Regions from separate parts of the Homo sapiens genome. Here region 2 is linked to region 1. A link is a loop called in an ENCODE intact Hi-C map of the cell type or tissue named here. Cell type or tissue: tibial artery. All regions are shown on one strand. Each heading gives the region's core, and the rest is flanking DNA. Links, peaks and the distances in the headings are about the cores only.

Region 1 (4,401 bases), core at 90-4,089:
GTTTCACCATATTGGCCAGGCTAGTCTTGAACTCCTGACTTTGTGATCCGCCCACCTCGGCTTCCCAAAGTGCTGGGATTACAGGCATGAGCCACCGCGCCCGGCCCAGAAGCAATTCTTTATGGCAGCAGTTGTTAAACTCTGTGATCTCCAAGACCTCTTTATGCTCTCAAAAATTACTGAGGACCCAAAGGACTCTTACGTCAGTTATATCTGTTAATATTTTTCATATTAGAAATCAAAACTTCAAAACAAATTTTAAATATATTTATTAAGTTAACTGTTTTACATATTTACATGAATGTTTCTATGAAAAATGACTATATTTTCCAAAACAAAAAGAAAGGTAGTAAAAAGAGTAGCCTTATAATTTTACAAATATCCTTAATTTCTAGCTCAACAGAAAACAGTTGGCCTTTCTCTTCTGCATTCAGACTATCATGATGTGTTGTTTAGTTGAAATACAATAAAGAAAACACAGCCTCACACACAGATACTTAGTTGGAAAAGGAAGATGTCTGGGATTCCATCAAAGTATCTCCTTGAGAACTGTTGCTCTAAGGTATGTCTATGTTTCTTTTCTTTTCTTTCCTTCCTTCCCTTCCCTCCTTCCCTTCCTTCCTTCTTTCTTTCCTTTGTTAAGAGACAGGTTATCTGTCGCCCAGGCTTCACTGCAGTGACACAGTCATGGCTCACTGCAACCTCAACCTCCCAGGCTCAAGCAATCCTCCTACCTCAGCCTCCCAAATAGCTGGGACTACAGGGGCACGCCACCACATTACCTGGCTAATTTTGCATTATTTGTAGAAACGGGGTTTCGCCACGTTGCCCAGGCTGATCTCAAACTCCTGGGCTCAAGCGATCTGCCAGTCTCGGCTTCCCAAAGTGCTGAGATGTCTGCGTTTCATAATTAAAACATCCTATTGGCCAGAGAAGAAGGAACTGAACTTTGGCCCTGAACTGATTAGGACAAATTGTTGTTAGCACCTGTGTTGTAAGTGCCTGTATTTTGAGCTTGTCTGAAACCTGAGTCAGGACCTCTGGGATTCAATATAGGTTACAAAAAGATGTTTATAAAATTATGTGTATGTGCTATATCCACACAATGAATAAAATTTAGTTTTCTTTTTATTTAATAAATAAGAAATTAGAGCACTCACAAAATGGTACTTCATACTAAAAAGTTAAAAATTCTATAGGTAAATAAATTAGATGGAAAATCTCTTCTTCAGTCTAAATTTTGATAAAAGATCAATTTAAACTGCAACCTTAAATGAGAACACACGAATTCCATAATTCAGGAAACTACATTATTTTTATTATAGAAGCCTCACTGTAAGCACATTTTTAAAATCTCAGCAAAAAAGAGTACAAACATCAAGTGGATTTTAATCACCATTTTAGTGGGCACCAGTAATTATTTTCGGCAAATAAAATAAACTACAGCTGTATTCAATTATATGAAGAGTCATTCAGTGAAGGTTTGGCAAGGAAGTTCTAAAAAGCAGGCAGTAAACTCAGTGTAGTACTAACTAGAAGACTAGCTGAAGGCATTCTCCTGAAATTCTGCTCTGCCTGCTCGCATGGCTTCAAGGAGCACATGATAAGTTTACACGACAACAGGACTGGAGAATGACGCAAGTGAAAAATAAATGATTTTCCCCTGTAGCTAGGACAATGAAGTTGTACAGGTGGGTGAAGCAATAACTGTTCATCAGCAAACAAACTGGTTGACTTGTCTCTAAGCATTTTTTACAAAAGGCAAACCAAAAACAACAACAACAACAACAACAAAAACCCAGGCCACTGGCAGATGGAGTGGCTTGTCAAATTTTACTCACCGGAGCACATTTCAGAAATCATCATAGATGTCAGTGGAAAAGTAAGATTCAATTTAAAGAAAGTCACTTAATATACACAAAAGCATTTAAGACATTAAGAAACTTTTGCTTTTTATTTTCATCTTTGAGGGCTGTTCATTTGAAAATAAAACAATGTTTAAAAGTATCAGGAAAAGTACAGAAAATGACATGAAAATGAAAATAGCTATTTCAAGTATTAGAGAAAAAGAACACCTGAATTTTATATAAAAGCTATTGGAGTGTACTTGAAAGCCAGGTTTCCTGCCTCCCCAACCAGAATTTTCGTATTATAGTCCATAGACTCCTTCATAAAATATCAATTTAAAAAATAAGAGATAATAAAATATGTCATATTAAAACTGCACTGAATATAGTCTCATCTTTCCTTAAAAGTCAGTTTAGGAAGCATAGGAACTCTAGTCCCTGAAGAAGAATATCAATAATTACTAACTTGTGAAATAATTATTTAATAAAGATTTAGTTTTAAAATGTGAAATAGCCTTTTACTGTTCTGATATTATCACATACCAAACTTTTAAAGACAAGCTATGACTATCATATAAAATCCTCCTTGCAATCACAAACACAATAGAAAACATCTACATAGTAATCACTTCCCTACCTTGACATCCCTTACATTAAATTCAACTATATGTGAATATATTTCTGTATACCTTCTCTATCTGAATTTCAATATGAATTTCAGTTCTACTTTTTACAAATCATGAGCCACTCTTATTTGGAAAATTCGTTAAGAAGAGAAAAGAGGTCAGAAACAGAAAAGGGAGGTATAGCTGATGGCAGAGAGATGGCAGAAATGGTTGCAGTGAATTATTAGGAAAGATAAATGGAGACTGAAGAAAGCAAATACACCCAGGCATCCTCAGAGGGCAGACAGTCATCCGAGACATGGGTAAATGGCTTGTCATGAAATAACCATGGGAGGACCCACAGCTGCAGAAACCTGAATAGAATGAAGGGGAACTGATAAACAGATAGGAGGCAAACATAAGTAAATACCCTGTCATTCTCTTAATCATCCTAATCAGCCTCCTAATCATATTTCACTATGAAATATAGGACCTTATAAGCAAGACCCATAAGGTCAACTCTGAATCAGAAAAGCACAGACACAGAGCATTTAAATAGAGGGGAAGGTTCAGAAAAATACTACTTCATACATCTCTCATCTTCACAAAGCAGCACAGATTTACAAGCATGTAAGAGTGAGCACTGAGAAAGTCTCTAGCAAACAACGGATGGCAAATGAAGTTGAGCAGGACAGTTCCAGTATTACTAATTTAAGATATATAAAATGTCACATAGATTGTCTGTAGTGTGCTTTGTTTTCTTCTAGCAAATGCAAAAACTGTCACATACCTTCAATTTAAGGTCCCCTAACCTAGTTTCCCCTTAAAATTTTAACTTTCTCAGCCACAAATTTATCTTTACATGAGGTTTTAGGGCTCTAAGCCCCACAGTTAGAGAGGAAATGATACAGTTCATTCCTTAAATAGGTATGATAGATTCCATTCCTCCTCACACATCTTCCTCTACAAGAATACAGAACATGTTTATTAAATGTCTAATACACAACTGGAATATTAACCAAATGGCGATAGAGATCCAAGTGTGAATTATACTTGTATGACTTTTTCTTTTTCTTAAGAGACAAGGTCTCCCTCTGTTGCCCATGCTGGAGTGTAGTACCGTGATCATAGCTCACTGTAGCCTCAAACTCCTGGGCTCAAGCAATTCTCTTGCCTCAGTCTTCCATGTAGGTGGGACTACAGGTATGCACCACCATGCCTGGCATTTTGTTTTTTTTTAAGATGGAGTCTCGCTCTTGTTACCCAGGCCAGAGTTCAGTGGCACATTCTCAGCTCACTGCAACCTCCACTTCCTGGGCTCAAGTGATTCTACTGCCTCAGCCTCCCGAGTAGCTTTGATTACAGGCACCCACCACCATGCCTGGCTAATTTTTATATTTTTAGTAGAGACAGGGTTTTGCCATGTTGGCCAGGCTGGTCTTGAACTCCTGACCTTGGGTGATCTGCTCACCTAGGCCTCCCAAAGTACTAGGATTACAGGCGTGAGCCACCGCGCCCGGCCCTTTGGTGTTTTTGTTTGTTTGTTTGTTTGTTGTTTTTATTTTGTAGAGATGGGGGTCTCACTATGTTACCCAGTATGGTCTAGAACTTATGGCCTCAAGCGATCTTCCCACATTGGCCTCCCACAAACTGGGATTACAGGCATGAGCCACTGCACCCAGCCTGACTTTTTCTTAATATAAATTTTTGGACTTCAGGTGTTTTCTCTACACTGAATATTTGTGTTCCCTCAAAATTCATGAAATGAAATCCTACCCCTCATAGTGATGGTATTAGGAGACCTTTGGGAGGTACTTTGGTATTGAGGGTGAAGTACACATGAATGGAATAAAATAATCCTCAGAAAGCCACCCTGACCCTTCCAACATGTGGGGAGCAGGGAGAAAGTGCCATCTATGAACAGAAAGAAGGCCCTCACCAGACTGCCT
Region 2 (4,401 bases), core at 212-4,211, 67 kb after region 1:
AAGGCAAATGGGGGTACATTTTGTTTTGGCCTGCTTTTAAGTAGTGCTTATATATGTAAGAAACTCAGTAAAGATTAATTAATGTTTGTTGAAAGATAATTTTTTTAAATATAACAAAAATAGTATTAGTTTTTTTGTTGTAATATCTGAATTGAAGGAATTGAATAATGCATAACACCCAAAACACTACCAGGCAGAAACTGCCTGTATAATGAACATCAAAATGGATGGTACTCCCATGTCTTTTTTTTGGTGCCACAGTTAAATACAAGAATCCATAATCCATATCTCCATTTTTAGAAACTCACTTCCAAAAGGGTGAGAAAAAGGAAATAGGTAAAAATATCTTAGATAATAATTGATGTTACAACTTTCCATTGTAGATTAAATGTTTGCTTAAATGTTTCTTTCAGATCTTGGACTTTACAATGAAGCTGTGAAAATTATCCATGACTTCCCTCAGTTTTATCCTTTAGGGATTGTGCAACATGATTGATCTTGATGGATTTTCATACGATTGTAAATGAGCTATATTAAAGTCTATTAAAGGAAGCCCTTCTTGTTTGAGGGAGAGATTTCTGTGCTTTCTCATATTTAATTTGCTGTTTTTAAGATATTCCAACCTAGAGTTTTTGATGGAACTGATATATTGACAGTTCTCACCGAAGTCCTTTTATAAAGAATTGCTACTCCAATATATGGTCAGATTAGATGCAAGAATAAAGCAGTTGTCCGAGTCTAAGTTTCTATTTTATTAATAAAAACTAAAATGGTACGTACTATCGGTCATTTCATTTTCATTCTTTTAATCATGTATTCAAGCACAAACTTGAAATTTCATAGCCATAAGGTCAAGATTTAGACCTACCAAATAAAACCTTGGGCCAGCTGTGTTAAGGATTTGCTCACCTTTTCCCAAACTATACCTTGATAATTATTTCCTTGATACCCTACTTACAAAATGAAGTAGATGACATTAAAAAGGCAAACAGAGACTGGCCACGCTGGCTTACTCCTGTAATCCCAGCACCTTGTGAGGCCGAGGCGGGTGGATCACCTAAGGTCAGGAGTTCGAGACCAGCCTCACCAATATGATGAAACCCTGTCTCTACTAAAAATACAAAAATTAGCCGGGCGTGGTGACATGCGCCTGTAATATCAGCTACTCAGGAGGCTGAGACAGGAGAATCACTTGAACCTGGGAGGCGGAGGTTGCGGTGAGCCAAGATTGCACCATTGCACTCCAGCCTAGGCAACAAGAGTGAAGCTCTGTCTCAAAAAAAGGCAAACAGAATCTTACATCTTCTGTAATCTGTGAAGTATCTCTTTTTCTGGCTTGGTTTGGTTTTGTTTTTGTAGAGACAGGATCTCACTCTATTGCCCAGGCTGGAATACGGTTGTGCAATCATAGCTCACTGCAGCCTTGAACCTCTGGGCTCAGTCTCCCAAGTAGCTCAGACTACAGGTGGGCACTACCACGCCCAGCTAGATTTTCCTAAATTTCCGTGTAGAGATGGGGTCTCACTGTGTTTCCCAGGCTGGACTCAAACACCTAGCCTCAAGCAATCCTACCGCCTTAGCCTCCCAAAGTGTTGGGATTACAGGTGTGTAACAACCATGCCCAGCCTTCCTGGGTTTTAAAATAGCATTTACTAAATTCCAAACAAGGAATATATGATCATTGAAAGAGTTGGTGGAATCATTTGACTTTCTTTTTATTCTTTTCACCTGTCTAATCTTTAGTATGGAATCTCTCTCTAGCACCATGTTGGGGGTGAGCAGGGAAGATGTGGCAGATTTGGAATAAGGTAGTATAGAATAACCGATGACCTACGTGGCCAGTTAAGTTTTATGGCTTGACCCATTCCCTTGAATAAGGAAATAATTCTAAATCCATATAGGTTATTGTAAATTATACCAAAAATACTTAGTTTTAATTAGTGTAATCTTAAATTTCAACTTCTGTCATCCAAAAATACTCTGCTCATTACTTGAGGGGCATTGCCATAGCCATTTACGGTAAAGCATTCTGTTACATGAAATGAAGACAACTGTACAGTTTATACGCTGTATAATGACTTTGGTCAATGACAGACTGCATATATGATGGTGGTCCCATAAGATCATAATGGAACTGAAAAATTCCTGTCTAAAGACAAAGGCATCGTAACATCTTAGCACAATGCATTACTCACATGTTTGTGGTGATGATGGTGTAAACAAGCCGCACAGTAGGCTGCATGTAGAAGTATGACACATAGAATTATGTATGGTACATGATACTTGATAATAAAATACCATGTTACTGGCTATGTGTTTACTATTTATCATTATTTTAAACTGTACCCCTACTTACAGGAAAAAAGGTAACTGTAAACAGCCTCAGGAGAGTCCTTCAGGAGGTCTTCCCAAAGAAGACCTTGTTATAGGAGATGACAGTTCCCTGCATGTTATGGCCCTTGAAGAACTTCCACTGGGACAAGATATGGAGGTAGAAGACAGTGATATTGATGATCCTGTATAGGCCTAGGCTAGTGTGTGTGCTTGTGTTTTAGTTTTTAACAAAAAAGTTAAAATGTAAAAAGAAAATTTAATTTTGGAAATAGAAAAAAGTTCATAAGAATACAAAGAAAAATATTTTTGTTCAGCTGTACAGCGTGTTTTAAGCTAAGTGTTATTCAAAAAGAGTGAAATGTTTTTAAAAAATTTACTGTACCTTTTTTATTTATTTACTTATTTTTTTGAGATGGAGGCTCGCTCTGTCACCTGGGCTGGAGTGCAGTGGCATGATCTCAGCTAACTGCAACCTCTGCCTCCCGGGTTCAAGGAATTCTCCTGCCTCAGCCTCCCGAGTAGCTGGGACTACAGGCGTGTGTCACTATGCCCCGCTAATTTTTGTATTTTTAGTAGAGACAGGGTTTCACCATGTTGGTTGGGCAGGATGGTCTCAATCTCTTGACCTCGTGATCTGCCTGTCTTGGCCTCCCAAAGTGCTGGGATTACAGGAATGAGCCACCGCACCTGCCCTACTGTACCTTTTTTGTGTTCTATGTGTGGTGGTGCATGCCTATAGCCCCAGCTACTTGGGAGGCTGAAGTGGCAGGATAGCTCAAGCCCAGGAGCTCGAAGCTGCAGTGAGCAACAATCATGCTGCTGTACTTCAGCCTGCGCAACACAGCAAGACCCCATCCAAAAAAGAAAAGTTAAAACAAATTTAAAAGTGCATAAATTAAAAAAGCTACAATAAGCAAGAGTTAATTTATTATTGAAGAAAGAAAAATATATTTTTATAAATTTAGTGTGGCCTAAGTATGTAAAGTCTACAGTAGGGTTCAATAATGTCCTAGGCCCTCACATTACTCACCACTCACTCACTGACACCTGGAAGCAACTTTCAGTCTGCAAGCACAAGTTATGGTAAGTGCCCTATACAGGTGTATCTTTTTTTTTTTTCTTTTAAAGACAGGGTCTTGCTCTGTTGCTCAGACAGGAGTGCGTCTCCCACCTCAGCCTCCTGAGAAGCTAGGACTACAGGTACACACCACTACATCCAGTGAATTTTTGTATTTTTTGGTAGAGATGGGGTCTCACTATGTTACCCGGTCTGGTCTTGAACTCATTTTTTAATCTTCTATACTGTAATTTTTTTTTTTTTTTTTTTTGAGATGGAGCCTTGCTCTGTCACCCAGACTGGAGTACAGTGGCATGATCTTGGCTCATTGCAACCTCTGCCTCCCAGGTTTAAGAGATTCTCTTGCCTTAGCCTCCTGAGTAGCAGGGATTACAGTCGACCACCATTGAGCCTGGCTAATTTTTGAATTTTTAGTAGAGATGGGGTTTCGTCATGTTGGCCAGGCTGGTATCAAATCCCTGACCTCAAGTAATGTGCCCACCTCGGCCTCCCAAAATGCTAGGATTACAGGCATGAGCCACTGTGCCTGGGCTATACCATATTTTTACTGTATCTTTTCTACGTTTAGATATACAAATACTGACCATTCTTTTAAAACTGCACAAAGTCTTCGGTACAACAACATGCTGTACAGGTTTGAGCCCAGGAGCAATAGCATATATCATCTAAGTTTGTGTAAGTATGTTCTGTGAGGTTCACACGATAATGAATTTGTCTAATGGTTCATTTCTCAGAATGTATTCTCATTCAGAGACTAGTTGAAAATGAGGAGAGACATCAGTCAGTCTCAATAACAGTGTTGTCTTGAATGCCAGAGGAGTCTACATTAATCCATTTTCACACTACTATAAAGATGATCCCCGAGAATGGGTAATTTGTAAACAAAGGAGGCTTAATTGACTCACAATTCCACATGGCTGGGGAGGCCTCAGGAAACTTACAGTCATGGTGGAAGGGGAAGCAGGCACCTTCACAAGGCAGCAGGAGAG

What was found. A loop is a pair of places that touch in the nucleus more often than their neighbours do. Peaks named below come from ENCODE experiments on the same cell type or tissue, not always from the same donor. Only the 100,000 strongest peaks of a DNase experiment are listed, where the experiment ranks them.
Region 2: it touches region 1 in a loop (14-fold over the local background); 4 of 110 quality-filtered maps call a loop at or near these places.

What each region holds. Positions count from the first base shown.
Region 1 is chr7:7,700,179-7,704,579 of GRCh38, reverse strand. The region is part of intron 2 of RPA3 (replication protein A3); the gene reads left to right. The region is part of intron 2 of UMAD1 (UBAP1-MVB12-associated (UMA) domain containing 1); the gene reads right to left. Among named protein-coding and RNA genes, the nearest start is that of RPA3, 16 kb to the left of the region's middle. In tibial artery, for the core only: no CTCF peak of the experiment used is centred there; a DNase peak (open chromatin) is centred at 1,629; H3K27ac peaks cover 11 bases.
Region 2 is chr7:7,633,095-7,637,495 of GRCh38, reverse strand. It overlaps RPA3 (replication protein A3), which reads left to right. Exons shown (of 8, transcript NM_002947.5): 8 at 414-978. The coding sequence ends at 496. Among named protein-coding and RNA genes, the nearest start is that of UMAD1, 5.5 kb to the left of the region's middle. In tibial artery, for the core only: no CTCF peak of the experiment used is centred there; no DNase peak of the experiment used is centred there.